7 separate regions of the Homo sapiens genome follow, and regions 2, 3, 4, 5, 6 and 7 are each linked to region 1. A link is a loop called in an ENCODE intact Hi-C map of the cell type or tissue named here. Cell type or tissue: A673. All regions are shown on one strand. Each heading gives the region's core, and the rest is flanking DNA. Links, peaks and the distances in the headings are about the cores only.

The links. A loop is a pair of places that touch in the nucleus more often than their neighbours do. Peaks named below come from ENCODE experiments on the same cell type or tissue, not always from the same donor. Only the 100,000 strongest peaks of a DNase experiment are listed, where the experiment ranks them.
Region 2: it touches region 1 in a loop (2.2-fold over the local background); 4 of 110 quality-filtered maps call a loop at or near these places.
Region 3: it touches region 1 in a loop (5-fold over the local background); 24 of 110 quality-filtered maps call a loop at or near these places.
Region 4: a loop joins it to region 1, with 4 times the contacts of the local background. A loop is called at or near these places in 10 of 110 quality-filtered maps.
Region 5: it touches region 1 in a loop (4-fold over the local background); 8 of 110 quality-filtered maps call a loop at or near these places.
Region 6: a loop joins it to region 1, with 11 times the contacts of the local background. A loop is called at or near these places in 54 of 110 quality-filtered maps.
Region 7: a loop joins it to region 1, with 4 times the contacts of the local background. A loop is called at or near these places in 5 of 110 quality-filtered maps.

What each region holds. Positions count from the first base shown.
Region 1 is chr6:145,631,354-145,635,893 of GRCh38, forward strand. It overlaps EPM2A (EPM2A glucan phosphatase, laforin), which reads right to left. Exons shown (of 4, transcript NM_005670.4): 3 at 3,892-4,133. Among named protein-coding and RNA genes, the nearest start is that of EPM2A-DT, 100 kb to the right of the region's middle. In A673, for the core only: a CTCF peak has its summit at 2,839 (motif pointing left); a DNase peak (open chromatin) is centred at 2,828; H3K27ac peaks cover 420 bases.
Region 2 is chr6:145,702,422-145,706,961 of GRCh38, forward strand. The region is part of intron 1 of EPM2A (EPM2A glucan phosphatase, laforin); the gene reads right to left. Among named protein-coding and RNA genes, the nearest start is that of EPM2A-DT, 30 kb to the right of the region's middle. In A673, for the core only: a CTCF peak has its summit at 1,959 (motif pointing left); DNase peaks (open chromatin) are centred at 1,940 and 3,350.
Region 3 is chr6:145,211,888-145,216,427 of GRCh38, forward strand. No RefSeq gene overlaps it. Among named protein-coding and RNA genes, the nearest start is that of TRQ-TTG4-1, 31 kb to the left of the region's middle. In A673, for the core only: CTCF peaks have their summits at 2,799 (motif pointing left) and 3,004; a DNase peak (open chromatin) is centred at 2,794; H3K4me3 peaks cover 322 bases; H3K27ac peaks cover 1,755 bases.
Region 4 is chr6:145,886,129-145,890,668 of GRCh38, forward strand. SHPRH (SNF2 histone linker PHD RING helicase) reads right to left here. Exons shown (of 30, transcript NM_001042683.3): 29 at 1,892-1,972; 30 at 1-659. The coding sequence ends at 563. It overlaps EPM2A-DT (EPM2A divergent transcript), which reads left to right. Exons shown (of 3, transcript NR_038246.1): 3 at 1-457. Among named protein-coding and RNA genes, the nearest start is that of FBXO30, 74 kb to the left of the region's middle. In A673, for the core only: a CTCF peak has its summit at 2,077 (motif pointing left); a DNase peak (open chromatin) is centred at 2,083.
Region 5 is chr6:144,103,126-144,107,665 of GRCh38, forward strand. No RefSeq gene overlaps it. Among named protein-coding and RNA genes, the nearest start is that of SF3B5, 9.8 kb to the left of the region's middle. In A673, for the core only: a CTCF peak has its summit at 1,971 (motif pointing right); a DNase peak (open chromatin) is centred at 1,986.
Region 6 is chr6:144,583,657-144,588,196 of GRCh38, forward strand. The region is part of intron 51 of UTRN (utrophin); the gene reads left to right. Among named protein-coding and RNA genes, the nearest start is that of SNORA98, 180 kb to the left of the region's middle. In A673, for the core only: a CTCF peak has its summit at 1,742; DNase peaks (open chromatin) are centred at 1,775 and 3,535; H3K4me3 peaks cover 3,682 bases; H3K27ac peaks cover 3,255 bases.
Region 7 is chr6:145,025,888-145,030,427 of GRCh38, forward strand. No RefSeq gene overlaps it. Among named protein-coding and RNA genes, the nearest start is that of TRQ-TTG4-1, 150 kb to the right of the region's middle. In A673, for the core only: CTCF peaks have their summits at 2,553 (motif pointing left) and 2,755; DNase peaks (open chromatin) are centred at 1,814 and 2,514; H3K4me3 peaks cover 644 bases; H3K27ac peaks cover 2,568 bases.

The sequences.
Region 1 (4,540 bases), core at 394-4,393:
AAGAAAAGACAGAAATCCAGATCTTTTAACATAAAGTATTCCAAACTTTAAATGCTGACAACTAAGTTGAAAAACTGTAAATCCTTTGCAGGTCAAACAAGACATTCTACCCTCTGAGTTTCTGACTCTGTAATTTAATACAGGCCCTAGTTCTCAGTAGATGCTCCATACACACTCATTAAGTCCATGAATAAACACAAGACTAGAAAAACAGCAATAAAAGCCTATTTGATCTGAGACACTACTAAGCACTTCTAGCCTAACCTGTGGTTCACACCAGCTCCAGGCTAATCTGACTCTGGACCAACCAAAAGCTTCCTGAAAGCACTATTGAGCCAGCCAAGGTTGTGAGGAGAGGGAGAGGTAGAGCATTTGGGCAGGTAAGTCAAGTAGCCTGAGGTATTAGGGCCTGAGATAAAAGAGAGGGGTCAAAAGGCCCTAAAGATATGCTTTATCCAAGGTTGATCCTGAAAGAAATCTGCAGCTTTCAGCCTTTCTCTCTCTCTCTCTCTCTCTCTCACACACACACACACACACACACACACACACTTTCCTTTCTTACTCCAGGAGCAGATATATGATGAATATATTATGTGGGGGGCATATTTTTTTCCATCTTTGAAGTGTAATATAGATAGGATCTACATTATCTATAACATCCTTTGGTAGAAACTTAAAGACTTGGAACTAATCCTACAATTCCAACTTTGTGATTTTCAAAGCCCTTTCATATCAATTATCTTATTCTACTGTTATAGTCCTGTAAGGTGGAAATTACTATCCTCATTTTCTTAATGCAGGAACTAGCCTGCCGATATCCTCCCAGCTACCCAGTGGTGACAAGGCTTTAGCCCAGTTGTCTTGGCTCCAAGGTCAGCATTTCCGTGCAATGGGAGAGCCGAAATCAGTGTGTTGAGCAAGGGAAAGGAAGTCAGACTTTGACAACAGAGGGGTAGCTGAGGACTTCATGAAGCCTGTGAACTCATTTGGGAGGCAAGGGTAGACATTTGTTATAAATAGTGCTGCAGTGACAGAGGTCAAAACACAACCTGAATACCTTCTATGCAAAGAAAATTTTAACGAGCAGATTTGTTTCATTTTGTTTTGTTCAGGTGAGTGTTAGATTTGGCAGATTTTCATTCCCTAGGTGAAAGACACAAACCAAAATGTTTATAAAAGATTTTTTAAAAAAAGAAATCTACACCACCATTCCACATATGACAAAAGCATGCAAGAGTAAGGATCGATCACACGATTGATTATAACAGGTCTGTGACAACTAGCGGTGACAGTCAAGCCTAACAAACTGTCTTCTTTCTCAGACTTCAACTGAGAGCATTATGCTGCAGCTCAAAACACTTCCAACTGGGTTTTTCTCTAGAGTTCTAAAAATATTCAGCTGATTAATCTATGTGTTCATTGGGCTAATACTGTGAGCCACAGACATTGGTCTATTGGTAAAAAGTTCCCCTGCCACTCAGAAGTGGTTATTAACCCTTAGATTACACCCCCAGGTTAGGCCAAGCCAAAGAAATCCATTAGTCGGTCTTACAGCTGGGCCTTTATCACGTGGAAGCTTGCATTTTGCAGCTCAAATGCCACTGCACTGTCTCAGCCTGAAAGAAGCTATGCTACTGCACTAACAGTTACGACTGTGACCTGGTAACCCACTGACCGCAAAAAAGGTTCGTGAACACAACTACAATGGGTCCTTGGGGATACAGTTTTCCCTCAGGCTTCTGCAGAGTCCCAAACTATCAAGCAAATTACTATCTGTCAGCAGAGCCTTCAGGTAATCAGTGTGTGGGTTGGGATGGGATGGCGGGGGATGCGTGGCACAGTTGGCAGCCTAACTTCTCCCAGCCTCGTCTCACATCATTCTCCAACAGGATAACAATGCTGTCAAATCAGATTCAGAGATGCTAACATCAAAATGCTCTCTGGAAGCTACAGTCCTTCAAATCCTAACTATCTTCTCTGTTTTGAAACCAGGAAAACCAGCTGGACAAGGTAAATATCACCTGGATTCAACCAATGTGCATCTTCGCAAATGAAGTTTTTCTTTTTTTCTTCCTTGAAGAAGGGCAGAGCTCTTACAGCTAAATCATGCTTCCTTAGGTCAGGTTACCAAGAGGAATAACCAGACTGTCAGCAGCTCTCTCCACCTTCAGGAACAAACATTATACCCCATCCCCAATGGCAATTCAGCTCAGACACAGATCAACAAAGGGGCCCAGCCTGGCCAGGAGGACCACCTGAGATCCATAAAGGGCTGAGGTGGGCAAGGTCCAGAAACGTAGATTTCCTGTGGTCCTCATGGTTTTTTATCTTGCAGACCATTCACTCTTGGGGAGACAAGCTACTTCCCTTGCAATTTGTAGGCTCTGCCTAACTCCAGATGATCATGAACATAAGGGGTTGAAATTGCATGGGTCTGAAGAACCTGCCTGAAGCGTCTGTGTAAGAATGCAGGGAGAAGCTTCATAGCTGGTAAAGTTGCTGTCTGGAGCAATGTTCTGGGTCCGACTGCCAGCCTTGAAATTCAGAATGGGCCTCTTTTTAGTTCTATGACATGGGCAATAACTTTTTCATGCCTCAGCCTCTTCGTCTGCAAAATAGAGACAGCTACAATATCTGCCTGGAGTCTTATTATGAGAATTAAATAAGCTAATTCTTGTAAATTGCTTAGGAGAGTGTTTTGTACATAATATACATTTGGGGGAAGAGGGCTAAAGATAGAAACGTCTCTGAGCTGGATATCACTGTCCTTTCCCCAGCAGAGGAGGTCATCAAACTCCTTAGCCTCTCCCATTTCTGAAGCTCTCTGCTGCCCCCTGCTGACAGCTGCTTGATACTATCGGTGTAACTTGGTTCTCTCCTCTGCCGACTGTAGTTATCTCTACTCCTCTTCGACAAGTACCCTATTCTACAACCAGGCTAAAATCCCTATCATTCCTCTAAAATTCCATGCTTCTGTGCCATAGCCTGTGCTGCTGCTTCCCCCTAGCATGCCCTTTCTCCCTCCACATCTACCTATCAAAGCCATGCCCACCTCAAGTGCCATGGCATTCACGCAGCCTCCCTTTGTCGCTCCCCAGAATGTGCTCTTCCCATGCATAACCCTCCTCCAGCACGGTCCTCACTCCTCTCTTACCCATTCCCCTCTGTGCTGTAATTAGTGTCGAACTCGTCTTACTGTACAACTGCTTCTTCCTGCTATAGGATAGCGTCTAAAGTCCTTTTTGTCGCTCAAATCCTGCAGGATCATCTTTCCTCGTTCTCTGATCCAAGCCACATTGGTCTTTCAGTTTTTGCAACACTCTGTGCTCTCTCCTGCCACAAGGATTCTTCTAAGCTGCTGCTTCTGCCTGGGTCACTCCCTCCACTCACTCTTCCTCCAGCCCACCCTCAGATCTTAGCCCAAACACTACTTTCCAAGAAAACCCTCTTTGACCCCACTTCTTGGCCTGATTACCTGTACATAATCTCATAGCAATATCTATATATTTTCTAACAAAAAATTCATCATAGTTTTAAACTTCTATTTTTAGTCATTTGATTAACATTTGCCATCCCTATAGGACAATGCGCTCCGTGGGGGCAGAAGTTGTGCCTGTCTTTCTTTACTGCTGTGTTCCTAGCTACTAGCATAATGCCGCATACCCAGTACATACACAATAAATATGTGTTGAATGAATAAACAAAGAAGCCACATTAAACAGAATCTTAGCCACAGTGTCAAAACATATGTATTATATATATTAAATCTAAAATCTTATATTTATTCCATTTCTACCATTCATTTTTAAGATATTAAATTATAGATAGACAGACAGACAGCAAGGGTTTCTCTGAAATACAGCAAGGAGGCAGAACAGTTCTGATCCTTACCTTCGGTGCTCATATCTGGTGTTGGCATCCAGATGTAGGCCAAGCCTTCTTCCCTATATAGTTTAATCATAGTGTCTGGAGTCATGGGCTCTGGGTAGCGGTTACAGCCTGAGGAATTCTGTACAATATCCCATTCAGTCTGGAAATTCATTACAGCTGTAATCCCCAATTCATGCTTCAGTTTGATGGTTACATGTTCCACCTGACGAGGGCAGCTACCCAGCCAGATATTTGGTAGAATTCTAATGAGAACATATGGAGACAACTATCACTAGTGTTGTTCTGATTTGAGGTTTAAGGAGCTGCATAAAACATGTAGTATTAAAATATAACTAACCTTTAAGTCTGGCACAGGAAAAGCTAGATATTTTAGAATATGAACACCAATGTTATTATTGAAAGAAAAAGTACTGGTGTTGCTGCTTTGGGGAAAGCAAGTATTTCAATTAACTAGAACGCCAGGAAATGGACATTTGCAAACCAAATCAAGCAATATATTAAAATAAGTCTACCAAGTTGTACTTATTCCATGAATGCATATATGGTTCCACATGATAAAAATCCATCAATAGACTTCAAATGCTAACAAATTAGAGGTGAAAATTCCTGTAATTATATAAATAAATTCTGAAAAACAAATTTCAGCAGG
Region 2 (4,540 bases), core at 360-4,359, 71 kb after region 1:
TAATGAGAAAATCATTTAAGCAAACTGTGTCTGTTTTCTTATTTGCAAAAAGAAGAAAAAAAGAAAAAGAAAAATGCCTATCTGCCTCATAGGGCTGTTGTGAGAGAATTCAATGAGATAATCCATTTAAAAGATTTAACATAGAAACTATCACAGTTGATGTTCAACAACCAGTAACAGCTCTTAACTATTACCTTACACCTCTTCCAGTCCTCCTAGTCTTTGCAAAACTGTACACTAATGCAAAAGAGGTATACTACTAAAACAAACTCAAATTATTTTAACAATAACCTTGTTCAGACCTATATGTATCAAGACAAGACCATAATAACAGTAACTCCACTTGGGCTTATGTGTTTCCAAGGTACAAGATTTTTCAGTAACTCACATAGTTTACAATTTCTGCCCAACCCCTGCCCAACCATGCTAGCTTTACCCTAAAACTGAAACTACAAACTCTTTTCTCTTTGACTTGTGATCAATGCAATTTCTCTTGTTCTCTATTTTTATAAAATAACTTAATGCAAATGTAAGAGTTAACTTTTATTAATCTCTTCTTATTGGTTTATTCCTATCTGTGGGACAAAATATTTTGAATAGTGCTCATCTTAAACAAAATACCAGCTATCTCTCCCAACTTTCTCTTATCAGCAAATTTGATAAACATGTTTCTTTTTTTTTTTTTTTTCGAGACGGAGTCTCGCTCTGTTGCCCATGCTAGAGTGCAGTGGCACCATCTCACTCACTGCAAGCTCTGCCTCCTGGGTTCACACCACTCTCCTGCCTCAGCCTCCCAAGTAGCTGGAACTACAGGCGTCCGCCACCACGCCCAGCTAATTTTCTGTATTTTCAGGAGAGACGGGGTTTTGCCGTGTTAGCCAGGGTGGTCTCGATCTCCTGACCTTGTGATCTGCCCGCCTCGACCTCCCAAAGTGCTGGGATTACAGGTGTGAGCCACCACATGTGACCTTAGATATTCTTTAAAAAAAAACTTCCTTTTTTTCTTCCTGAAAACAGCAAAGATTTGGCACAAAACAATTAAAATGTTACATAGCATTTTAGCCATTTAAAAATATTTATTCTATCTACATCAAGTTTTATAAACAACTTTAAACAGCCTAATTTTTCAAGGCAATTACTCTCTTATACAGAATACAGTGATTATGTCAGTTTAAAAATTGCACTGATAGTCTCTTTACAAGTGAAAACTAGCAATCCATTACGCTGCTGAATGACTCTGATCTTCATGCTGTAGGATACAACTACTCTAACACATTTATGCCATTACTTACCTCAAAACCTTAATATCAACAAAAGTCAGCAAGGAATTATTCACCAAGCTTTACAAGTATACTTTTCTTATTTAACTCATCTTGTGGGACTAATTTTCTAGGAAATTCTGACACAAAGTTAACTGATATGAAACCATGATAAAGTGTTTCTCGAACATGTCATAAACATCAAGGATTTCACATAACAACTGTGTGATGATCTTCTGATGATAGGATAAAATAGGCATCACTGGTATTATCAGTTAAAAAGGACATCCATCAGCTTAATTTTAAAAACATTATTTTAAAATTGTCATAAAGAACCAATAGCAAGATTTTTGTAGGTTATTTTTAACTACTTTTAATTACCTACATCAAAGTAATCTGCTTATATCTGAGCAAAATTAAGCTATCTAATACATATTCCCAAATGAAGCAGAAGTTCTTAATAAATTGCTAAGCTTAAAGAGACTGCAGTCACATTTACTTCATTAAAGATTTTTTAAATGAATGGTAGTGGTTTATCTGAATTCTTTGAGAGAAAGGGAGTGCATGGGATGAGAAAGGAGAAAGATAAGGTTGGGAAACAATGAGGTACTTATTTAAAATAGTTATCAAATTTTTTTCTATAAGATTATATACAAACTATAAAAATTACAGTAGAGTGCAAGTGAAATACTGCCACCCAGTGGAAACAGAATATAAATAAAGTATTCAAATTTGAAAAGATTTTAAGAATTTCCTATCGCTTTTCATTTGGAATAATAGAGTTTAATAATTTTCAAAGTATTCTAAAATGTATTGTTTCTCAAAAAATCCAGTGGGACAGATAGCGGAAGTGTTAGTACATCTTTTCCTGAGTCTAAATTTCAAGATTAAATGACCTGACAGTCCTATACTTATACAGCAAAGCAAGGACTGAAGCCCAAGGCTGCTGGCTCTCAGTTCACTGCTGTTCACACCATATAACCCCTCCTAAAAAGCCTTTGACACCTCCATCTTTGTCCAAATATTGTACTTCATAGAGGATAAAACTGAGACTCAAAGATTATCACGTCCAAGGGTTCTTGGAAAAATAACCTGAGGCAGTACCCAAATGGTATTAATATTCTTAGAAGACTTCTAGTTTTCCTTTAAAATTCCTTTGAGATTTGTGTACTATTCCATAAGATAGATGTGTCTGTTTTAATTTCTAAATAATGCTTTTTTCCTCAAATGTCTTTTAGAAAAACTTATGCTTTAAGACAGCGTTGCATCTTTATCTCATGTTACAAATTTCCAGGCACATAATCACATTGAAGAAGGAAGATGGAGTGTATTCCAGTTTGAAATTTCTGGAAAGTGCCTTGCTCAAGTTCATATATTTATCAAGCATTTAATGAACATCTGCTACATGACAGGCATTGTTTTTGGTCCTAGGGCTTGCTGTAATAACAACCCCAAAGTATCAGTGGTATAAAAGAGCAAAGGTTTGGGCTGGGCACAGTGGCTCACGCCTGTAATCCCAGCACTTTGGGAGGTCAAGGTGGGTGGATGGCTTGAGCCCAGGAGTTCAAGACCAGCCTGGGCAACATGGTGAAACCCTGTCTCTACCAAAAACAAACAAACAAACAACAAAATATAGATATATAGATATAGATACAGATACAGATATATAGATATATATAGAGATAGATAGATATACACATGCACACACATACACACACACAAGTTAGCTGGGCATGGTGGCGCACACACCTGTAGTCTCAGCTACTTGGGAGGCTGAGGTGGGAAGGTCACCTGAGCCAGAGAGGTCTAGGCTGCAGTGAGGCAAGATTACGCCACTGCACTCCAGCCTGGGCGACAGACTGAGACCCTGTCTCAAAACAAACAAACAAAGAAAAAGTGCAGGGGTTTGATTATCTCCCATGTTAGAGTTCATTATAGATTGGCTAGGGGCTCTTGTTCACATTGTCATCATCTTCATGCTGACCATCAAGGCAATCCCTATTTGAAATAGCAACAATTTCTTGGCAAAGAGAAAGGAGAATGAGGCAACGCAACAGGAAATGACACACAGCACTTCCTCTCATATTTTACTGGCCAAAGCAAGCCACATAACAAAGATATACTTCTTCAACAGAGCAAAGAAGAACAATCTTCCCCTGGGGAGAGGACATGGATACTGGTAAACAGTAATCGCCTGCCATGCTCCAACATTTCCAAGATATACCAAGGAAAGATGGTGCTGGGTAACATGGAAGAAAGAGATCAGATCTCTCTGTATATGTGATGGGAATTCAAGCAATTTATTTAAATATGAAAAGAAGGGGTTTGCATAGAAGGCTGGAAGACTTGGAATGTTTAGGTTTCAGATATTCAAGATGCAAATGACTACATATTAGACAAGTAGAGAAAAGGTATTTAGAATGTTTGTGAGTATAAATTAAGACTCAAAGTCCCAGTTCTGGACATAGTACTTTATCAGTGTAAATCCATAAGAGCTGCCTGTATCCCATGAAGGATCCCACATCTTAACAGGAATTACACTGTAGGGTTGCTTATTGGGCATATACACAAAACTATAGCCAGGTAGGTGGTGTGTCAGAGCCTGATGTACAAAAATTATACCTAGAATCAACACATTAGGTTACCTAATTTATATATATGTAAACCTGCAAACAGTTGAGTGAGGACAACAAAGCCAGAAAGTGCACTAACCACATATATAACCGAAATATGTAACTTCACTAAACTGCATGCTATTTTTATAGCTCAATAACATTTGCTCCAGCTGGAAGGGTGCATGTTTTTCTTTCCCTCTGCTAATGCTGGAAGGTTAAGTCTCAGACAAGAAGCTCTAACGAAAGCCTTTATACTAAATCCAATCAACACTGATGGCCTAGGTAGCCACTGGAGAAAAACAGAGCAACTATACCTACAATGCACTAAAAGACCATGGCAGACAACACATAGAGATTAAAATAATATGCCGCTGTACTCCCAATCCAAAGGAATGTGTATACGCATGTGTTAGTGTTGTGTATTAATAAGATGGTTTTGTTCAAATACATTCAATAATTTTATATTGTATAATTGCTTGCTATGTTTAAGAATTATATAATAAATATAAATTATTTGAAGAGGCCACTTGCTATAGTTTAAGTGTTTGTGTTGCTCCAAAATTTATGTTTAAACTTAATCCCCAATCCAATGATATTGAGGTAGGGACTTTTGGAAAATGATTAAGTCATGAGGGCTCCACCCTCATTAGTGGGATTAGTGTCTTT
Region 3 (4,540 bases), core at 334-4,333, 420 kb before region 1:
TCTAGAATTAGATTATTTAGCTCAATCTTCTACAAGAATCCTTTTCAAGTTAACTTCGAAATATGGTCATCCAGCTACCGCTTGAGTATGTCAAGGAGTGGGTGACCACTACTAGTTTGTGGAACATTCCATTCCAATGTTGGATAGTGAAAAGTCTCTTACGAGACTGCTTCCTCTTTCTCAAGGCTGCCATTTAATATTGTGGCCTTAGATAAACTTTTTCAACTTTTCTAAACTTTAACTTCTTCATATACATAATGATCATTTTGATAATACTTTCCTCACAGTGTTTTTCTGAGGATACAATTTTTTTTTTTTTTTGAGATGGAGTTTCACTCTTGTTGCCCAGGTTGGATTGCAATGGCGCGATCTTGGCTCACTGCAACCTCCACCTCCTGGGTTCAAGCAATTCTCCTGCCTCAGCCTCCCGAGTAGCTGGGACTATAGGTGCGCGCCACCATGCCCAGCTAATTTTTGTAGAGATTTAGTAGAGATTTGAATTTTAGTAGAGATGGGGTTCCACCATGTTGGGCAGGCTGGTCTCAAACTTCTGATCTCAGGTGATCCACCTGTCTCGGCCTCCCAAAGTGCTGGGATTACAGGCGTGAGCCCCTGTGCCTGGCTGAGGATACAATTTTTAATGCCAAGGCTGGCAGATCACAAAGTCAGGCGTTTGAGACTAGCCTTACCAACATGGTGAAACCCCATCTCTACTAAAAAATACAAAAATTGGCTGGGTGTGGTGGCATGCGCTTGTAGTCCCAGCTACTCAGGAGGCTGAGGCAGGAAAATTGCTTGAACCCAGGAGGTGGAGGTTGCAGTGAGCCGAGATCGCACCCCTGTACTGCAGCCTGGGCGACAGAATGAGACTCAGTCTCAAAAAAAAAAAAAAAAAAAAACTATGTAAAGTGCTGTTGGTACATTTGGTACATACTAAGCTCTCACTCAATACCTGAGAGCTGTTGTTGTTAGTGTTTTTACAACTATGGCATAATTAATTAGATGAAGCAGAAGATAATAAGTTACTTACCATAACTTCAAAGTGCCTTTAGTTAAAAGCAAGGTAGGCCTGAAAGCCAGGTTCCTCCTTTTACAAAGGGTAACATGTGCAGCTTAAAATAGGATACAGTAAAAATGTTCCAGACCATTGACTCCTGGCTTTGTTTCCTTTACTTTAGAAGTTAGGCTTTGACTCTGGCAGTGTTACAGGTTTAACACAATTTGAAAAACTTCTGTATATTATGGGATGTGTGATGTGACAAAAACTAGAAAGTGTAGTTATGAATGTGTTTCAAGGATCCCATCTAAAGACTCTCTTTGCCAGATTCTAATTAGAGTTTTAAGACTGCTCAAGTTATTGTTCACTTGATTTCTTTCTACGGTACAAATGGTTACAAGCTTACCAACTCACCTGTTGCATGGTACAAATGGCAGTAAATACCATTGCTGGGAAATATCAGCTGAGAGAAAAGTCAGTCTTTCATTGGGAAGTCTGGGTAGCTGGGGCTCTGGAGGAGTTTTCTTCCACCAGAGCAGAGACAAACTTCTCTCTGAATTGATGGGCAGAGTTCTCTCTAGCCACATTTTAACTGAGGGTGTAGCTTTTCCAAGGGTCTGCTTTATGCAAGGAATCCTGTTCAAACTCCCTGGCTCTTTGGAGCCCAAGATCTTAAATTTCATGACCACCTCAATGTTAAAGCCATTGGCTGTCAGGGCCAATTTCTGGGTCTAACACTTCTATTCTCCAGCTTATCTCAACTTCACCTGAGGTTGCATTCTTTTCTTTTTCATTTGTGTCCCACGGAGATTTTTCTTTCTTCTTACAGGCCTATTTATATTTACTTTCTTTTTCAGTTATGTTTTATGTCAAGTTTCTGTTGTTTATAGTAGGAGGAGTGACTTGCTATCTCAATTCTTAATGTAAGAACTGACAGTGAAAGAACATCTGCTTTGTATTGAACTAACGTGGGCCTCTCAGTATAATTTCTCCTTGCTGGTCTTTCTGCTATATTCTGACATCACCGAAAATGTCCAGTAGAGATGGAGTGTGGTTGCCATTCTTTAGATGCTCTTCAGTTTTTCAATTACCTTAAAGTGATAGGCCCAAAGCCTAACATCCCAGGGTGTTTTAACCAATGTAAACTAAAGAACTGAACGATCCCCTCTTTTGCTCTGAATCCTATTATTCCAATGATGCAATGTGTGATTGTACAGGCACATTTTGACAGCTTTAGAAGCTATTGACCCAGAATAAGTTTAGTGAAATAAATTTGTATGTGCTGCTGTAATACAGGGTAGAATTGAAGTTTAATTTTGTCAACTGGTTTCAGTCAGTTCAAGTAGATTGAAGATGCGCATTAATTTTAATGGTTTTTGTTATCTATTTGAAGTGTTCTCGTTGGACTACGGAAAAGCGAAAATATCCACAAGTGAAATCTTTGAAACTAATTCAAAGACAACCTAATACTAAGTAAAGAAGGGCAAAACTTTACTAAAACATATTCAACATGTGGCTGACTTGGCCTTTTCACTTTTATTGGCTCAATTTATAGATTTTTTACAAAGGTCAGTGTTTTGTATTCTCTATTTCAGTTCTTCTTTTGATTTTTTTCTTCATAATTAGTCTTATGACTATACCCTTAATTTAACACACAAAATATCCAACCCACATTTTTTTTTCTCCAAATTTTTTCTTTTACCAGTGAAAATTTAACCCTACAAAATACTTAGTGATAAATTTGATATAATTCAGCAGGTTGTTGCCATTTTTTAAGAAATAGGTGGTGCATTTACTGCCACCTGGTGGAATATTTGAGACGAGAGAGAAATAGAAACTAGATTAGTAAAAAAAAAAAAAAAAACACATTAAAAATACCTAACGAGGTAAAATTTCTTCACTGAGTCAGTATACTGGTTTACCTGGAGCCATGTAAAATTAATCTGGGCCCATATGTAACTTAAATTAATCTGAACCAAAGAAAAACATGGGCTTCAATTGTATTTTCTTTGGCTAGTTATTAATTTATTGTCCCAATGTAGGAGGCAATGCTAATCTGATTATAATTCATATTTGATTGTTTAGACATGAAGGCAAATGTCAGAAAAACCTAAAAAACTAGAAAATTTTTTTCTTACGTGTTCTTTATCTTTGATTCTCTGTATTAATGTTTGTTTGTATCCCTTAGTGAATCAGCCTGATTTTGGCTTGATTCTTTCTCTCATCTGTGTTCTACAGTTTGGTCTATCTAACATCTCAACAAACCAAGACAAACCAGGTAAAATTTCCTTGCCGTTCCTCACTTCAGCTTCCGTTTCTCCCAAAGTATTCTACATTAGTTTCCTTTTTTTTTTTTTTTTATGAACAAATTGTGAAGAATCTGGTCGCAGTTTTGTGATCTTCCTGCTAAACATCTTGGGATAGCAACTTTACTTTTCATTCTCATATTACACATCTGTATAATTTCAGGGATTGACTTGTTTATGTTCAATGTTCTCTTACAATTCTGAGACTCTATGAAGTCGTGAATAAATTAATTTAAATTTAAATGAATTTGACCAGTTAAAACCCTCTACAACTGTTAATACTGTATTCAGGGCACTAAAAGCTGATAGAATTTCCCAGACTTGATATTAGATTGAACAATTAGCCTTTCCTTAAATGATGCCACAACTGTCTGGTTTATTACTTATAATTTATACCACACTTGTTTCTTTTATTTGTCTACATTTATTGAGTCTTTGTTAGCTCCTGGGGTTATAGTCATAAACAATAGGTCAGCAAACAACATTAGGAAGATAGAAATAAACAAATGATTACAGCATACCTTAGTGGTTCCTCAACTTGAATGTTTATAGAAATCACTGGCAATATTTGATAAATTTGTAGATTCCAGGGCTCTAATAGAGCCTGATTACTTGAAACAATTAAATTACTTCTGATTCAATAGGTCTAAAAGTAAAGCCATAAACCTGTATTTTTCAGAAGTATTTTAAGTAATCCTGATGCAAGTGGTAGGACATACAACACACAAGAAAACTTGATATGAAAAATGGATGTTATAAAAGTAGGTAAGCACAAGGTATAAGGGAACATAAAGAAAGTGTATTTAATTCAATTAGGAGTCAGAGAAGCTGATAAGGAGTAAACCAGGAGAAGGAATGCATTCAAAAAAGAGTCTATGATTTCAAGCAAAAGAATAAGAATTCCATGTGGGAGAGCTTGGCACTTTCAGGGGATGGCAACTAGGTCAGTATTTCTGAAAGGTACAATTTGAGGATGAAATTGACCATATATTCAGGTAAAAAGCAAGTGTCAATAAATTTAAAAGAACTAGTGTAATTGGACAAAACGTCCTGATCATAATGCAATTAATTTAGAAATCGCTAATTTATTTTACTGCTTTATATGAATGAAAATGTGAAACTCACCAGATATTTAAATAATTTTTAGGTCAAAGAAGAAATCATAAGAAAAGTATAAAAGTGACAAAACTTAACTCTAATGAAAATGCTACACATTGGGAGAAATAGGGCAAAGTTT
Region 4 (4,540 bases), core at 207-4,206, 250 kb after region 1:
TAACATTAACTTATTGTAAGGAGTTGTATTACTGCAAAATTACTAGGTGTAAAGTTATGGTATAAGCCTACTCAAAAAATGGGTTAATATAATTCACCATCTACTTAAAATATTACTAACAAGATATTGGTGAATCATGTGCTAAAGATACTGAAGGCCCTTCCAAAACTGAGATCTATGTTTGTTCAATATACCAGGTCATATAAAACTAGACTAGTTTACTTTCTTATTCCAACTGTTTTATGAGTGATCTTATCATAAGAAAAGTACACATTACCTCTCTTAATTCCCTTGCATCATCAGATATAGATACTATTTGGGACAAAAAATAAATGTTTTATTAGGAGTGTAAAATTAAGAATCTTTATAGATCTTTTGGAAACAGTATATTGAAAAGGACTCAATAAGTACTAAGCCACTGTATAACCAGAACAATAAACAAATTCATTCAACTAGGAACAGTGTTACTGTTATCTACTGGGTTTTTAAAACTTGTAACTTTGCTCTACAGCTATGAAAGTTTATTAATACACTAAAGTCCATGGAATGAATCAAGTGTAGTTCATTCAAGCTCTTCAGTTTCTTTGGTAAATAGGTCTGCCAGGTCAGCCACAGTCAAGACAGAGGCCTCTGAATGCTTTGCTGATGAGTTCGTGTGACTGCAAGGTTTCCCAAATGAGCACAGTCAGAAAGAAACCCCAAGCCATCAGCGATTATATTTGTAGTAATACGAACTAGACACATATTTTTTCTTAAGTTTTTGTAATTGGGATATAAGAAACTCCCAGAGGAAAGCAAGTGATAAAATCTTTGTTATACCTTGTCAAAGTGAAGATTTCTATATATTACTTTTAGTGTTTGTCAAAGTGTTTTTTCTCTGTGCAATTAATAGAACAAAGAATAAAACTCTTGACTACTGCTACTAAGGCTCTCACCTTACAAATTACCTTCTTACCACCTGAAGTTAATTTGTTTCAAGAGAATTTCAAACAACTCATAACTGCTATTTTATTAAAACAACCTAAATAAAAATCACTGAAGTCTGATACACAAGGAAAACAAGAACTTTAAAAAGCCTTCATGTTTTAGGTAAAAAGGCCCTTGTGGAAGCCTCTTTCCTTCCCAGAAACCATCAATGGAAGAAAATTTCTAGTTTCAAATTGCTTCTTTGCTATGTGACAATCCCTTCTAAGGCAATAATCTCTTCCTTGGGTACCATCCAATCCTACCTACCTCCTAAAGATGTAGAAAGATTTATGTTTTCAAAAAGATTTAAATAAATTATACCATAAATATTAGAAAGTTCTATGATTCCAGAGTCAAGCTTTTAAAATTAAGACTGGTTTAGTCTCTCTGCTTTTGTTTTGTCTTTGGATTGACACCACAATTAACCTTAACAAGTTTGTTTTTTTTTTTTTTTTTTTTGAGACACAGACTCGTTCTGTTGCCCAGGCTGGAGTGCAGTGGCACGATCTTGGCTCACTGCAACCTCCACCTCCGGGGTTCAAGCGATTCTCCTGCTTCAGCCTCCCGACTAGCTAAGACTATGGTGCGTGTCACCATGCCTGGCTAATTTTTGTGTTTTTAGTAGAGATGGGGTTTCACCATGTTGGCCAGGCTGGTTTCGAACTCCCAGCCTCAGAAAGTGATCCAATGTGGCAAAGGAATGTAGTATAGTTTATATTTACATGTTACAATTAATAAATTAATTCAAATATACAAAGTCTGGAGCACTGACTGGGAAACAGTGAAAAGGCAAAACGTCAGACTTTGCTTTTAAAAACGTATTTGTGCTATATTTTTCGTTGTCATCTAAGTGAAGAAGTTCTAAAGATACAAACTTTTAACAGGAAAACCTTCCCCCTTCTACTTGTGGTAAATTATTACCTACCTTCTCTCAGCAGTTTTCAGCATTGCCTGCATTCTTTCTTCTATTGTTGCTTTAATTAAGAATCTGTGTACAATAGTAGGTCTAAAAGGTACAGAAGAATTTTAAGCTTAAAAACATAGTAAAACAAATCAGTACAAACCGACTTCACATTTTATATGCTATATTCATCAGTCAGTTGGTGCCCACTTGTGGCAGGTGCTGGGAGGGGTTCAGCAGCGAATAAAATGAACTATTTAATCTCCATGAGCTGACATTCTAATGAGAGACAGACAATAAACACATAAAAGAGTAAGACGGTTTCAGGTAAATATAATGCTGGGAGAACAGGCTGACATGCAAACTGAAAAAAGAGTGATGGGAATGAGGCCAGTAGGCAAAGGAGGAGTAGGAAGAATATCCAAACAGAAGAAACAGCACATACATACACAGTCCCCGGGAAGGGAATATGCCTGGAACAAGCCTAACATGTTCAAGAGGCCAAAAGAAGGCTGGCATGGCAGAAGCATCCTGTAAGCGAGGGAGAGAGGTGAAAATAAGGGTGGAGAGATGTGCAGGGGCCAGGTCACACAGGGCCTTCCAGGATGTGACCAAGCATTTGAATTTTATCGTGGTTATAATGGGAAGCCCTTGGTGGGTTTGTATGCATGATTTGATGTATACCTGACTGTACTTTAGAAATCCCTTTGGCAACCGTGTGGAGGATGTACTTCTTGCTCAGCAAGAAGAGCACCAGAGAAGCCAGTTAAGAAGTCCTGTAGTCATCTGGGTAAGTAAGGGTGGATGCACTATGGTTGTGTCAGTGGAGATAGCAGTCAAGTAGATTTGGAATATCTTTTGGAGGTAGAGCTGACAAAACTTAAAAGATGACTGGCATGTGAGATGTGAAAAGAAAAATATAGAAGAGTCCGAGATTTCTGATCTGGGCAGGAACAGATGACAGTGCCACATTATAAGATGGGGAAAGCTCAGGGTGGGAGTGAGAGTGCAGAAGCAACACAGTTTTGTTTTGTCCATGTGAAACCTATCAGATACCTATTAGACAGGTATCCAAGGTGAGTCCAGAGATATGTGTGCAGAGCTAGAACTGGATATATGCACCTGGGACAGGAGCTATATGGGCATGTCTGGGCTGGGGGATATACACCTGAGAGTCATCAACCTGTAAAAGCTACCTAAAGCCCTAAGACTGGAAAAATTCATCGAAGGGGTGTAGACAAAGAACCCTCAGACCACTGGCAAGAAGTAGGTCACTAGAAATGTTATAAGTCTCACTTCAGTGATATGGTGGGGAGAAAATCAACCAGACAGGTTGACAGAGAATGGGGGATAAAAAAGTAGAGATGGAGGTAGGATGTATCAGAGTGTTTTTTTCTTTCTAAAGATGGATAATATTAAGACATATTTATGGGGTAATATATGACAGGTTGAGTATCCCTAACCAAAAACCCAAAATCCAAAACTTTTTGAGTGCCAACGTGACAAGTGGAGGATTCAACACCTGACTTCACGTGATGAGTCACAGTCAAAACACATTAAAAACGTTGTTTTGTGCACAAAATTATTTAAAATATTATATAAAATCACCTTCAGGCTATGAGTAGAATTTGTATATGAAACATAAATAAATTTCATGTTTAGACTGGGGTTTCATTCCTAAGATATCTCACTATGTATATGCAAATATTCTAAAATCTGAAAAAATCCTACAGGCAAAACACTTGAAGCATTTCAGTTAAGGGATGCTCAACCTGTACAAGGGAAATGTACACCTGTCCTTGAAAAATGAGAAAGAATGGAGTCCAGGACAAATGAATGGATGGCTTTTGAAAGAAAAGGGACACTTCTGCTGTAATAAAAGGGAAGGCATATGAGGTACTTTCCTGCTTATTACTGGATGACATATCCATGCTTCTGCCTACTACCAACCCCTTCCTCCACTTCAGTGTTTGATCCCATATCCTCTTGCCTACTCAAGGACATTGTCAAGCATTCTCCCTGTTCTCCTTCACTAGTTTTTGTTGTCTCTAATGAATCATTTTCTTACTAATTCTCCCATTTGAAAGGAAAACAAAAACCTCTCTTGATCTCATTCTCTTCCTTTTCTCTGCAGCAAAACTCCTCAAAATACTGGCCTTACCAGCCACACAGAAGCAGCAGTGCACTGTGGTTAAAGCTTGTACTGTGAAGGCAGAATGGCTGTGCCTGAAATCTGCCACTGCTTCTACTAGCTGCCTGACTATGGGCAAGTTACCTAACCTCTCTTTGTTATACAAATATTTGTTAAATAAGAAATACACAAAATCCCATTTTCTCCAAAACTAAAGTCAGGCTGTCACCTCTACCACTTAACCTGGTTTTGATCTCCATGTTGCTAAATCTAATGATCAATTCTCAATCCTTATCTTCCTTGACATTTTTCATAGCACTTGAAACAGGTGACCATAACCTCTTCTTTGAGGTACATTTTTCACTTGGTTCCTAGGACACTCCTGTCTTCTGGTTTTCTTCCTAACTCACTGTTTGATCTTTATTTGTTACCTTTGCTGCTTCCTTCTCCTCTCCTAGAACAGCTGAACTTTGGTGCCCTGGAGTTCAGTCCATGGTCCTCTATCTAAACTCTGTCTCTATCTAAACTCACTCCTAGGTAAT
Region 5 (4,540 bases), core at 291-4,290, 1.5 Mb before region 1:
TACAAAGCCTCACATTTAATGAAGTCAGCTTTCAAATAGTATGAAAACCGTGCTGCAATTTTTAATTGTAATTATATTTAATTTTTAACTTGGAGAGAGTTGTCATCTTAACTATGTTGAATTTTCTCATTGATGCACATGGTATATTTTTTCATTTATTTACTTCTTTCTTTCTTTGTCTTCTTCCTTTCCTTTCCTTTCCTTTCCTTTCCTTTCCTTTCCCTTTCCTTTCCTTTCCTTTCCTTTCCTTTCCTTTCCTTTCCTTTCCTTTCCTTTCCTTTCCTTTCCTTTGACAGAGTCTTGCTCTGTTGCTCAGGCTGGAGTGTAGTGATATGATCTCGGCTCGCTGCAACCTCCACCTCCCAGATTCAAGCAATTTCTCATGCCTCAGCCTCCCGAGTGGCTGGGATTACAGGCATGTGCCCCCATGCCTGGCTAATTTTTTTGTGTTTTTAGTAGAGACAGGGGTCACCATATTGGCCAGGCCGGTCTTGAACTCCTGGCCTCAAGGCCACCTCGGCCTCCCAAAGTGCAGGGATTACAGGCGTCAGCCACCGCAACCTGCCTAAGTCTACTTTTCTTAATGTAAAATAAAGCTGGTATAATTTTCTCCATTCATATCTTTACCATATTCTGTTAAGTTTATTCCTGGGTATCTGCCATGTATACTTATATTACACATGAATTTTAAATTATGACCTAATAAGGAATATTACAATTTCTTACACTTGTTGACAATAAAGAATTTTGGTCTGGAACCAGCAATCTTATTGGCAAGACATGCCAGGAGAGCTGTGAGAATTTCCTAACCGAAGATATTACCTCAAGTCAATCCCACCTGTTAGGTTACTTTATGTAACTATCAAATGTTGTCTTTACTAGGTGACTTTGGGGAAGGAAAAAAAGTAAACAGAAATCTTAAAAATAAAATTTTACAAATGCTGTCTTACAGTTCAGCATTTGAGTAAGGAAAAATATGCAATAAAAGATTCCATTAGAAAAGTGTATAGAATTTAAAATGTATAAAGAAAAATTACATATGTTTTAAGACAGAAAATTATATTCTGTTGGATCTGTTTTTGAAGCAAAGTCTTCCTTGTCTTTCTTGGCCTTGTGCTGCAGGCTTTAAATTTTTTAAGAAGCCATTTAACATTTTGACTAGCAAAGGCATAATCCACACATAGAGAACTATAACAAGGAACGCAGTATCTAACTTATACCATTTCTCACCCCCATCTTTAATGAGTAACCACACTGTATTAGTTTCTTGTGTATCCTTTGGGAGATTACATTCATGGATGTATAAGCAAACACAAATATGTATAGTATTTTACCCCCGTTTAAAATTCATATGGTAGCAAAATACTCACCATAATTCTCTACCTTGGTTTTTTGTGTTGGTTGTTTAATTCTGTTCTATGTTCTTTGATACATCATAGAGATCATCGCATATTAATACATAAAAGAGTTTTCTCATTCTTTTTTTCCTTGTATTATTGCCACATAATATTCCCTTGTATGAGTGTATCATACTCCCAGTAACCACCCTTTTATTGATTACCCTTTATGTTGTTTCCACTGCTGCAATGAATAACCTTGCTGCAATGACTAATACTGTACATATGTTATATTGCACATGTACAAGTATATTCGTAGGGTGAATTCCTAGTAGTGGAATTAGAGCATTATTAAAGACAATGAAACTACTGTTGTGCACACACTTAACGCAATCATGAATTTCTAACCATAGTGCTTTTCGGTGATTTTCAAATGTCTTGGATCACCAGAAATTATATTCAAATTTTATTATGATCTAAGAAAGACATGAACTTTAAGTAGAAATTAACTGAAGTCACATTTCCCTTGGTGAAAAATTATTTTAGATATCATTTCTGTCTGTAAGCAAGTATTAGGAGGACTTTCAATATGTCCAGATGTTGAAATAATGTTTCACACTAGGGGTCGCCAAAACAGTATTTAAGGCCAACAAATGGAACAATGGTTGAGAACATTTTTATAATGAGGCACCCTTGAGCTTCTCAATCACAGTAAGCAGGAACGGTGCCTTGTGAATGAGATGCTAAAAATAATACTTTGGTGTGCTGTATTTTTAAAGGCAACTAAGACTTTGATAATTTAGGAGAAAAGGAAGCAACCATTCCCTTATACTTTGGGGGCATTACACAATAAGTGGTGATGTGGAATTTAGGTGATATGGAATTTAGAGAATTTTTAAAATAAATTTGCTAGTTATAATCTTATTTTTCTGTGATTGAAAATGTCTTTATCTTCTACTTTTCTTTTTCCAACCATTGTGGGTTTCATATATCTGGGCAGATCTAGAACTCTCCATTTTTTAAGGGTTTTGCCCCTAATTGGGGATATACTACAAGGGTTAAATTTTATGTACTTTTCATATAACTTCTCTTGGGACAGATATGATTGCCATGGGCCTCCATTCTACAACTCATAAGATTTAATAGGCTGGTTCCTTTCTGTTCCTTAGTGATAACATTAAATCACAGGCCAGTGCAATTTTTAAACAATTTCTCAATGGAGAAATTTTACAAAGAAACATTGAAGCACTGTATGCATGTTCCATTTGTTACAGTAATATGAAATTTACTCTTATAATAGTATTTTTATGAGAACAAGTGTCTTAGTTCAGGCTGCTATCACAAATGCCATAAATTGGGTAACTTAACAGAAATTTATTCATCAGAGTTCTAGAGGCTGGGAAGTCCAAGATTAAGTTCCAGAAGATTTGGTGTCTGGTGAGGGTCTGCTTCCTGGTTAATAGACAGACGTCCCTTCTCTGTGTCCTCATGTGCCTGAAGGAGCATGGGAGCTCTCTTGGGCCTCTTTTATGAAGGCACTAATCCCATTCATGACAGCTCTCCTTTCATGAGCTAACCTCCCAAAGGCCGCACCTTCTAAAACCACCATCTTGGAGTTGAAATGTCAACAAATGAATTTTGGGGAGACACAAGCATTTAAACCACAGGAAATAGTTAAGAGTCACAATTTGTCATTTTCACAGTTTACCTAAGAGAGGGAAGTCATCTTTAAATATATGGTGAGAAGAGGTTTGAGGTCTAAAAAAAAGATTTAACTGAAGATTTTTTGTAACTTCAGTAAAAGGAATAAACAGGGTGCTATGATAAAGAATAATGGGGAAGAAGGAGGGGGGCACTGAGGAGAAGGTGATTGAGGGGAGGCCACTCTAGAGAGGTAACACTTGCATGTGTCCTGAGGAATGACAACAAGCCAGCTATGCCAAGAACTCTGGAAGAGCATTCCAGGCATAGAACAAAGGCACTGAAGTGGGGAGAAGTTTGAAGGACTCTAGGAACCACTAGACGGTTGGAGCCTAGTGACAGAGAAATAGTTACATTAGATGAAGTTGGACATGGAAGCAGTGGCCAGGTAATTTACAGTCTTGTTTGAATTTTTAGTCTATTGGGAAGCAAAAAAAAGTTTGAAGCCAGGGGAGCACTATGAAACCCTCATGTGCAGAACGGGGGCTTTGGGAGGGAAGAAGAGAGTGAGCTAAATACAGCCACAATCACAATCTGTGTAAAGATGCATGTACAAGACTGCCCTGTCACTTCAACCATCTCTTGCCTCGCCATTGCTCCAAACACACTGGCCAGGCATGTTTCTATCTCAGAGGCATTTTTCCTTTTTATTTCCTCTGCCTGAAATGCACTGTCTCCAGATGTCCATGTGGCAAAGGACCTTGGTTCTTTTAGGCCTTTGCTCACAATGTCACTTTTTAAATGAGTCCTTTTCTGGCCAAATTATCTAAAATTGTAAACCTGTCCCTCCATTACCAATGTTTCCTACCCCTATTTCCTTTATTTTCCCCTTACCACTTATTGCTAGCATACATGTTTAACTACATGTAAATACATAAATAATGTTTTATTTATCATGCTTATTGTCTGTCTCCTTACATAGAATATAAGCTCCGTGAAGACAAGGACTTTTGTGTTTGGTTCATGGCTCTGTCCGCAGCATGAAGTTCAGTGATTAAGTACTAAATTAATGTTGATGGAATAAATGAAGGAAGAAATGTTCATGATGGCCTTTTGAGTGATAGCAAAGGACTGGAAACAAATTGAGTGTTAACAAAAAGGAATAATTACATCAATTATGGTATAATCATAATATGTAGCTTTTAAGAGGCCCATACCTAGTAGATATAAATAGGCATAAAAAGACATCCATTTTATATTAAATGGGAAAAGGAAGTTATAGAAGTTATATGATCCTGTCTTTCAAACACACACCACACACACGTGCACACACACACACATTTGTATCATCATAGGAAAAGTATTGAAGGAAATATTAACCATTTGCCTTGGGGGAATGAGATGGGTGATTAAGGGGGATTTGGTTTGAATCATGCATTACCTTTGACATAAAAAGAGAAAAATAGAACAAACAAACGTTATTTAAAACCAAAATGTGATTCTACTCCAAACCTACCAGCATGGATTAAAATGTAAAATATTGACAGTATTAGAATATTGCT
Region 6 (4,540 bases), core at 141-4,140, 1.0 Mb before region 1:
AGGCTCTAAAAACTAATCTTTCAGGTTCTTATCAAGGAAAGATTCCCTTTCTTAGTAACTGATTGTGAAAGCTGTTAAAGTGAATTGCATAATTACATTTTGTTTAAAAATCTAAAACAGGTTTTAGTTTTAGTACATAGTTTCTTTTGCAATTGACACAATCTTGTCTTCTGAGATGGGCTAGTGAAATGTTTGGAGAAAATATGATGCAAAACTACTACATTCATTAAGACCTGTTACCTCTCTGGTACTTTGCAGTATCTTAATAGTGAATGGCACATTAATCTTATGTAAATTTTAGTAAAATTAAAAGAAGAGTGCCAAATAATCTTTCAGTAGATTTTTAAAAAATGTTCCATTGTTTTATAGCTAATTGCTTTTTCAATTAAAACAATTAAAAGACATTTTAAAAAAATGATCAGACTGAATTTCATCATAAAACATCCCCTATATTCTTAAATCTCCATATATTATAGTTACACTTGAAGAATTTAATTTCACTTGGATGGATGAATTAAGTAGACTTACTGGAGACAACTTGTTTGACAGTTGCAAATTTCTAATACTACGTCATCCCGAACATAAACCATTCAATCAGCTGCTGTATTTTTTTAAGTCAGCTGTTATATGTTTGATCATAGTTTTGTTTTATTCAAACTATGTTGATACTATGTCATTACTTTTGTCAAAATTAGAGTGTTTTGATATAAAAGGAGAGAGTTATAATAGCAATTTTTACACTACCGCAGTACTATATTCCTCCTTCCTATCATATTTTTAGTACCGTTCTCAAGAATGTATCTTGTTGCTCTGTTAGCTGCCCAAACTCATTTGTGATCAAAACAACTGCCTCTAAGAAAATATTATTTTTCTGATGATATACAGTATGGCATGTCCAGGCATCTAGATGATGCTTATATGGCAGCAGATTGAGGTGGGAAGCAGTATTCCATTAACTTTATTATATCACACTGTAATTTCTTACAATTTGGCCAATTAGATATATTGCTGTCTGGAAACTTTTTTTTTTTCCGGAAGTTTTGGGAGACAGATTCAGGTAGTGGGGTATTCTTTTCAGAAATACTTACAAGAGTTTTATTTGCATAAGAAGTTAATTAAAACTTAATGGAGCTTAATTAATTCAGTTACAAAGATTTGTAAACCTAGTTATTTCAATGTGTTGTGTTTTGCTCTACTTCAGTGGATAAGTTTATTCTGGTAAAACATTTATGTTTTTCATGAAAAGGCAATTTTGATAATAGATAAGAAAAGCTCATTCACTAATTCATGCTATTTAATTTTTTTAACTACCAGTATGAATGTATAAAGCTTTCTTTTTTTTAAGAGCAGGGTCATTTTCCTGATCCGTTTGTGTGTGTACTTTCACAAAACCAAATATTTTTCTAAAGTCGAAGGTATTAAGTTAGTGCAAAAGATGAAACAGCAGAAGTCAAGTATTGGAGAAAGTTGCTAATTAGTTTGCTAATTCTACCGCAAATAGGCACAAGTTAAGTCACTGAAGTCATTGGATAAATTACCATCAGAAGTGCTTTTTGGGAAGACTTCTTGATTTATAATTTCCTAAAGATACCATGAAAATTTAAATGTTTAGAATAAATGTTACTTATTTCATTTAGAGAATTAAAATTTACATTATTTGCTGTTGAAATACTATCTTCCACGTATTCTTTCCCATATGCAAAATTAACAACTGCCTGATTAACGCAATGAGAAATGTACAATTCCAGTACATTGCAGCAGGTGTCAGTATAAGGCAGTGACATAGGAGATTTTGCCTAAAGAACTGGAAATCCAGATTAGGAAGCGGCACAATTACTATGAAATAAATAAACTAGTAACAGATAAATTTTATTTGTGTGGTTATATTTTGAAAACTGATCTAAGTTATTGAGCTATATTAATGTAATGAAATGAAAATTTAGTTGTAGACTTAAATATTAACAGTTGCCATCTCAAATATTGATAGAGGTAGCTATACCAACCAAAAATACTTAATTGTATTTTAATTATCAATAGTCCATGTGTCATACCTAAAAGTTTAAATGGGTTTGACATTTATTTGCTTTAAGACACTGTAAATTCCCTTCCCATTAAATTGTAAATGCTGTCTTGACTTTCTCCTTATTCCTCCCACATTCTCTAAATTTAGTTTCTTAGAAAAAAATGCTTTAAGTTTGTGTATCTCCATAAAAATACAGAAACAGTCTATTGTAAATACATGTAGAGACCAAAATGAATGAGAATAAAATGTGGCATAATCTGAGGGAAATTTGACTATTTAAAATTCATATTGGCATTTTGAAATTCAGTGTCTGAATATTTTTATCTTCTTTTAAATTCCTCTTGAGGATCATTCTTTTTATGTATTATTTGTTTAGTCTTTTGTTAGACTTTTCCCTCTGTGGCAGCTCGTCTTTTCTGCTTATTTTCATACTTCTCTTGTTTGTCAGAAGATAGTGTGTGTGTTACACGAGTAGATACTTGTGTAGAATATTCTCATTTTGTGGGTTTTCTTGTATGTTTCAAAGAGAAGGGAGGAATGAAAAAAGGCATGTCACAGCTCTCAGAGTTAAAATATACTCCCCTCCCACAATCTATTTACACATTCACGTGTATTTTTTGCCTTTAAAAATATTTCTTCTCGGTTATACATCCAATAAAATTTGAGCAGGAAGCAAAAACGTAAGTGCTGCTTACTTGGAGATATAATTAGCAGCATTGAAATTGCCCTGATGACCTAAAATCACCCTACACTGGATGCTAATTTTCTCAGATATGGTTTTGTTTGCTTAGTTTCTTTAAAATTTTCATGCCTATAAAATAATTTTTCTTTTAGTAGAGCACAGTAGAAAAAAAGCTGATGTAAATGATTTGAAAAATAATATTGAATTTAATTTGTTTTTATTGTTACGTGATTACTTTGGGGTGTTTTATATCATGAAGTCTTTAGATTAGAACTGGGTTATTTGTGTTAATGTTAAATCAGAAGAGATTTTTGTAAGTCCTCCTTATTTTTTTCTTAGTGCCAATTTCTGTAAAATATTTAGCAATTGAGGGCATGGTAAAAAGCAGTTTCCTGTAAAGTAGATTGGGATATGAACATTATAGAAAAATGAGAAAAATTTAAAAATATTTAGTGCTGTAAATTGACTCCTTCGTGACTCAAGCATTTTAGAAAATGTTGATTTAAGTGATATAACTTCTATTTGCTTGAATGTATATGTAAATCATTTTAGTTTAAGTGGTTTTAGTCACCCCCCAAACTATTCTGATCATATTTCTTCAGCAAAAATCTTTTAAACATCTAGCTGTATATAGATGTGTATTCATTTAAAAATTATACATATATGCCATGGTGAAATCATGTATTAAATATTAGTAGTGTATAATTTTGTTCTTACTTTCTACTGTTGCCTTTTTGTACCACAGTTGATTCTTTTTCTCTATGTGGTATACACAACACGATTTTGGTGACTAGTCATTTACATACAGAGTGAAACTATGGCTATTCTTAGCCTGGCCTTCTAGGGGGCTTGAGCTTTCAGTGTGGTGCTGATCTCAAAGTCTTCCCCGGAATACTGTGTCTTCTGTGGTATTAAAGCAACTACTTCTGAATATTCTGTGAAAAATAGAAGAGACCAGAAGATTCCACCTGGGAAGTCACGATTGACCAGTGATGTCTACAAAAGGCTTGCTTTGTGGCTGTGTGTGTGTGTTTTCATGTGTGGACGTGGACAACACAGAACTATGTAGTTGCTTGTAGTGCTAATGAGTAAATAGATAATGAACATGAAGGCACATTAATCTCTCAGCAGGTTTTTATGTTCACTGATGAAGTAAGGTCACATATTATTTTTCATCTACATGTACAGCTCCCTGTATTTAGAGGTAGTTAAGGTTGAGTATGTGGTTTTTTAGAAGACACTGAATGGAGTGGTGTATTTTCGACCGGTTGAATTTTGTATTTTTTACTCTCAAACATTTCCCCACCTTTTTTTCACAGGAGAACCCTGCTCTCCTTGGACAATTAAATCCTGAAGTGATCCAGGGCAATGGAGATTTACTTTAACATGATCTGATTGTTGAGATGTGTGTATTTTAAGGTCAACTCTTGGATTCCCTCAGTTTCTCTCAATAACCAACTCATACATAGATTGTTTGAACCATGGAGCTCAGAGTCATGACCCTCTAGTCTGCAAGTTAGAATTCCCACTTGATCATATGAGTTGTCTCTTCTTGGCTTCATGAGAAAGTCTTGGTTAGATTAGTACAGAAACTGTGTGAAGGTTGAGGTTTAATGGAGAAAAATGGCGTATGTAGATGGGTTTGCCTCCATCTAACCCTCTCTATGGATGCTGTAGGTGTGTTTCCTGGGAGCTGTATGGATACCCACACAGACTACTTTCTCTACTCTGCGTTTGTTTCTGCACTTCCTAGTCAGGTCAAGATTACAGACAAAAGTGAGACGGGATCAAGGAGAAAACACCTGCACCCCTGCCTGCCACTATCAGACATGATT
Region 7 (4,540 bases), core at 128-4,127, 610 kb before region 1:
ACTTTGGATTCTTTAAATGAAAATTCCATGGGAATTGAACTGTGATGATTATTACAATTTCAAATTTTATGATCTGAATGAGTTATTCACTCATTTGTATTAAATATAAGCATAAGGATAGAAAATCTAGTGTCTGACCATTCTTGTCAAGAAGAATCACTTATTGGCAAACCGTCTGTATTTGGGATAAAATGGTTAAGGCAGTGCCTATAATGTAAAAGAAAATTAAATATAATGGCTAAATAGAATGGCTAACTCTGATTAAAAAAAAATCCTTAACATTTGCTGAACGCTTCAATTTTTTGGTAAGTAGATGAGGCTCTGGATCAGCATAAAACAAAATAAATTTAAGGCATATTTGTGCCAGAAATTTCAGTCTGCATTTTTCAGACAGGAATAATCATATTGTAATCCTACTTGAGATCAAATTAATCTCAAAAAGAAAGTTCCCAGGGGACAAAAAGCACCTTTTTTTTAGCTTTATGTGCACAGCATCTGGCATTGTGGGTACCATGTGCAGGTCCAGTTCACTGTCTCTGTTGCCACTGATACTGGTGAATTAAAGTCCAGGCAAGAACGGAAGCACCACAGCACCACAGGACCACATGGACTTTGAAACGGCAAATATTGCTACAGGGCATGAGCTCACTATTTTAAAATTTTAGGGTGAAAGAGGTCCTTAGTAAATATTGAAGCTGATTAGCAATTGGCATAAACATAAAATATATTGGAAACTGACATCTTTGGACCCTAAGCTGGTTTGGGTTTAAAAAATGGATGCTGGTGATAATTTGAATGCAGAAAATTATGTCTAGAGCCTAAGGTGCAGGTAAAGGAAGGAGAAAATGGGTAGCTAAAGTAATCAACACAAAATGCTAAAGCAATTATGTGGCCCAAGTCAAAACAAACAAACAAACAAAAATAAAACTGGCCATGTAGGCCAGTTACCCAGAAGGAGTATAACCCCAAGTAGGAGAAAGCATACATATCAGAGTAAACTGTTAATTACTAACTTTAAAAAGTGAGTATTATCAAAGATATTGGGGACACAGGTATGTGGAGTAAGTGCCAGGAAATTAGTTCCTGGGGGGTGGGTGGTTATTTGAACTATCCTGGGATTCTCTGGACGCAATTTCTATATTGAGGTATCATCATTGGAAAACGCTGAGAAATGATATCTTAACTTTTCCAGAAGACCCAGAATAATCATAGGGACTATTAACTAATTCATTAGGAAGATAGGGAATTTTTTCTTTCCCCAAATAAGGATGGCAAACAGAATTCAAATACTTTTCACAACCTTTCATCATTGTGCTGTTATAATGACTGAAGACACATTGGGTTTTTAATTATTAGCAATCTGACTAGCACTGCATAACAAAGTTTACTTGCTAATTGAGATGAAATGTGTTTTGTCATCAACAAATTGAAACAATATTGTGTAAGCATGCTACAATATTTATGTCTCTCTCTTTCTATCCTACTATGAAAACATCATTAGTTTAGCACCATTTGGTCATCATAATCTCTCTTTGTTTCACAGCAATTCCAAAGGCATCAAATATTCCAGTGTAATGCACTCAATATGTTGAGCTGCACTTATTAATTTTGGAAATTAAATGGTTATGCTTATTAATGTGAGCTTTCACCACTCTTCAAGCTTTCAAAACTGAATTGAAAAAAATGGCATTACGTGAATCTACATTTGGAAAATGTGAATATCGTCAGTGTTCTTTTTTGTTGAGGGGAGGGATTCTTGAAAGGCAAACTAAATTGTTTCTGTTCTATATGCATAGGTTGGAGAGACGCAGCTTATCAAAAAGACGGGAAATAAAACAGCAGGGTAACCATTATAGAACTTCAATTTAGAATGTTTGAATTTTTGTGCCCAGCGTATCTCTTTTGTGGTACATCTGAAAGTCACAAAGATCAATAGGAGGGGGTTTTAGGAGGCACGCAGCCTGACGGTCCAGTGTGTTGCTTATGTCCAGTTCCTTAATGCCTAAGTTCTCAGGGTTGGGAAAGAGGCCAGACAATATATATTTTTGGATTTAAATGTATTTTAGGTTGGAATATCTTTTTTAAAGGACATGGGAATGACTAGATAATTGGTCTCAGTGTCACCTCTTGACCACAGTAAATGTGTTTTCTCTTTAAATAAATGTATCTAGAAGAAACTACAAAGGAGTGCCCTCCGTTTTAGCTCAGGATTCACGTACTCTGACATAGCATGGAGGAGGAATGTGCCAAGATGGATGAGAAAAAACCATTGGTGAAAAAGTTTCAGATGAATTGTGAACTCTTTTTCACTCTCCATATATATGATGTTTTGGCAAAATCTATAACATTGATGGTCATGCTTTTTAGTTTCTGGCACTTCCTGTAAAGCAAGTTTGTTGGCTTTACCTGGAGAAAGAATTATGCTGACAGGCAGTATCCATTACTGACCTGACAATTTTGTCTCCCGTGCTATCTGTCATCTTTGTATTCATTTGTCTTAGAGTCATTCTATTCCTTGAAGAAATGAGACTGCCATCTTCTGGTGGCCTTCAGTGTAGTTAGGTGACTATCGTTAATACAGTCATTGTCTTTGCTATAAGATGTTACCCTTCTGCTGTTTATATCATTAAAATATGCTTGTCTTAGGCTTAGGGAATAAAAACTCAGATTTGGCCCACAAAAAGGAGAACTTATCATGTGTCGACATTTTTACCACTTTCTTTTAATGTTCATAACCACTCATCTGTGTTATAGTTTTTACAGTGGAATAAAAAACTATTTTACAATTCATTTCCAGACATTTCAGAACTATCTATGAAAAATTATTAGAATTGCTCATAAGGTATAATAAACATGATTTTGTGTATAGAATCATACGTAGTACAGAACTATGAACATCAGCAGTACATGATGCATGCAGATGACTATATAATAATATAGTGTCTACATGTAAAATAAAATGTACAGTGTTTTCTAATTACATAAAAGGCAGCCATATGGCTAAACATATAATGTTAAATGTAATATAATATCTCTACTTTACAAAAGAGATTATTAAAACTCAGATGGGTGCCCCAAGTCATATAAGAAGCAAAATTAAAATGTATAATAATATATTCTGAATCCAAAGCTGGTGTCAATTTCTGCCTAGTTATTAGCCTTTAAGGCTTGTAGAAAAGACAAAAAGCAGGGGAATGCAATAACTTTCTGTAAGATAAATGTATCTGACTTATATTTTTCAGTATGGAAAATTTTTCTATTTTGTTCACTAGTGATTTTCTATTTTGTTGACAGTGATTCAAAAATATTTCTTTCTTGTACCTGCTGCCTCTCATGACATTTTTTTCAACAGATACCATGTCTCAGCCAATTTCTTCTCTCTTTTACCAGGGATAATTTAGATAACACATAATTTGTGTTGGAAAAAAACTTCTTCAGTTCTCACACTGATTATCTATCTATATTTCTACTACCTTTTAGCAGAAAGGATTTGAAATGTCCAATATACATCCTGAAGACATGTCGGTTCCTTAAATATTCTGTGAAATCAGACATTAACAATGAGCATAGCATTTAATAAAAAATTGCCTGGAAATTATGTTCATTATCTTTTGTTAAGGTAATTAATACTGTGACTACTAGCCAAGCAACACCAGGAACACAGGCGTATCAAAGTTAAATTCATTAGTGTAATTAACACATACCAAGGCTACCGTAGGGTATTTCAGAAAAGAGGGAGTTAGGCGACAGTATTACTTGTAGGCTGGAGCTAATCACAGGCAGGTCTTCTGAGATACTGGTCAGAATTTGTAAACTCGGGGGTTTTTGAACAATCAGAAGGCTTATGAATCTGGGAAAAGTTAGATCGGTTTATCTGTGGTTTTATCTTGGAACGTATGTCTGAATGGAATGAAAATTGTGATCTCAGATAATTTGCTTCCATTTAATGATTTAGGATACTTTACCTGTTTTGTGAGCCAGAGGACAGTTTTGCAAGTCGATTCTATGTCAGTTCTCAATAGCAGAATAATTTTATTGTTGGAAGTTTTATTCTGCAGAGATAAAATATGAGATTCTTCCTTCTTTTTTTTTCTTTAATTATTATTTATTTATTTATTTATTTTTTTGAGACGGAGTCTCGCTCTGTCGCCCAGGCTGGAGTGCAGTGGCGCGATCTCGGCTCACTGTAGGCTCCGCATCCAGGCTTCACGCCATTCTTCTGCCTCAGCCTCCCGAGTAGCTGGGACTACGGTGCCCGGCACCACGCCTGGCTAATTTTGCTGTATTTTTAGTAGAGACGGGGTTTCACCGTGTTATCCAGGATGGGAGATTCTTCCTTCTTAAACAGATGTTTATTCAATTCATTCTTCAACTATTTATAAACTATCAATATGTGGCAGATACTGTGCTATTGCTACATCGCATTTATAATCTAGCTAGCAGTGATTTAATTATATGATTAAAGCAACCCTCATTTAGCTTTTCCAGCTGTGTCTTCATTTTTAAAAAAGATTATTTTTAATTCAATTACCAGCTAATT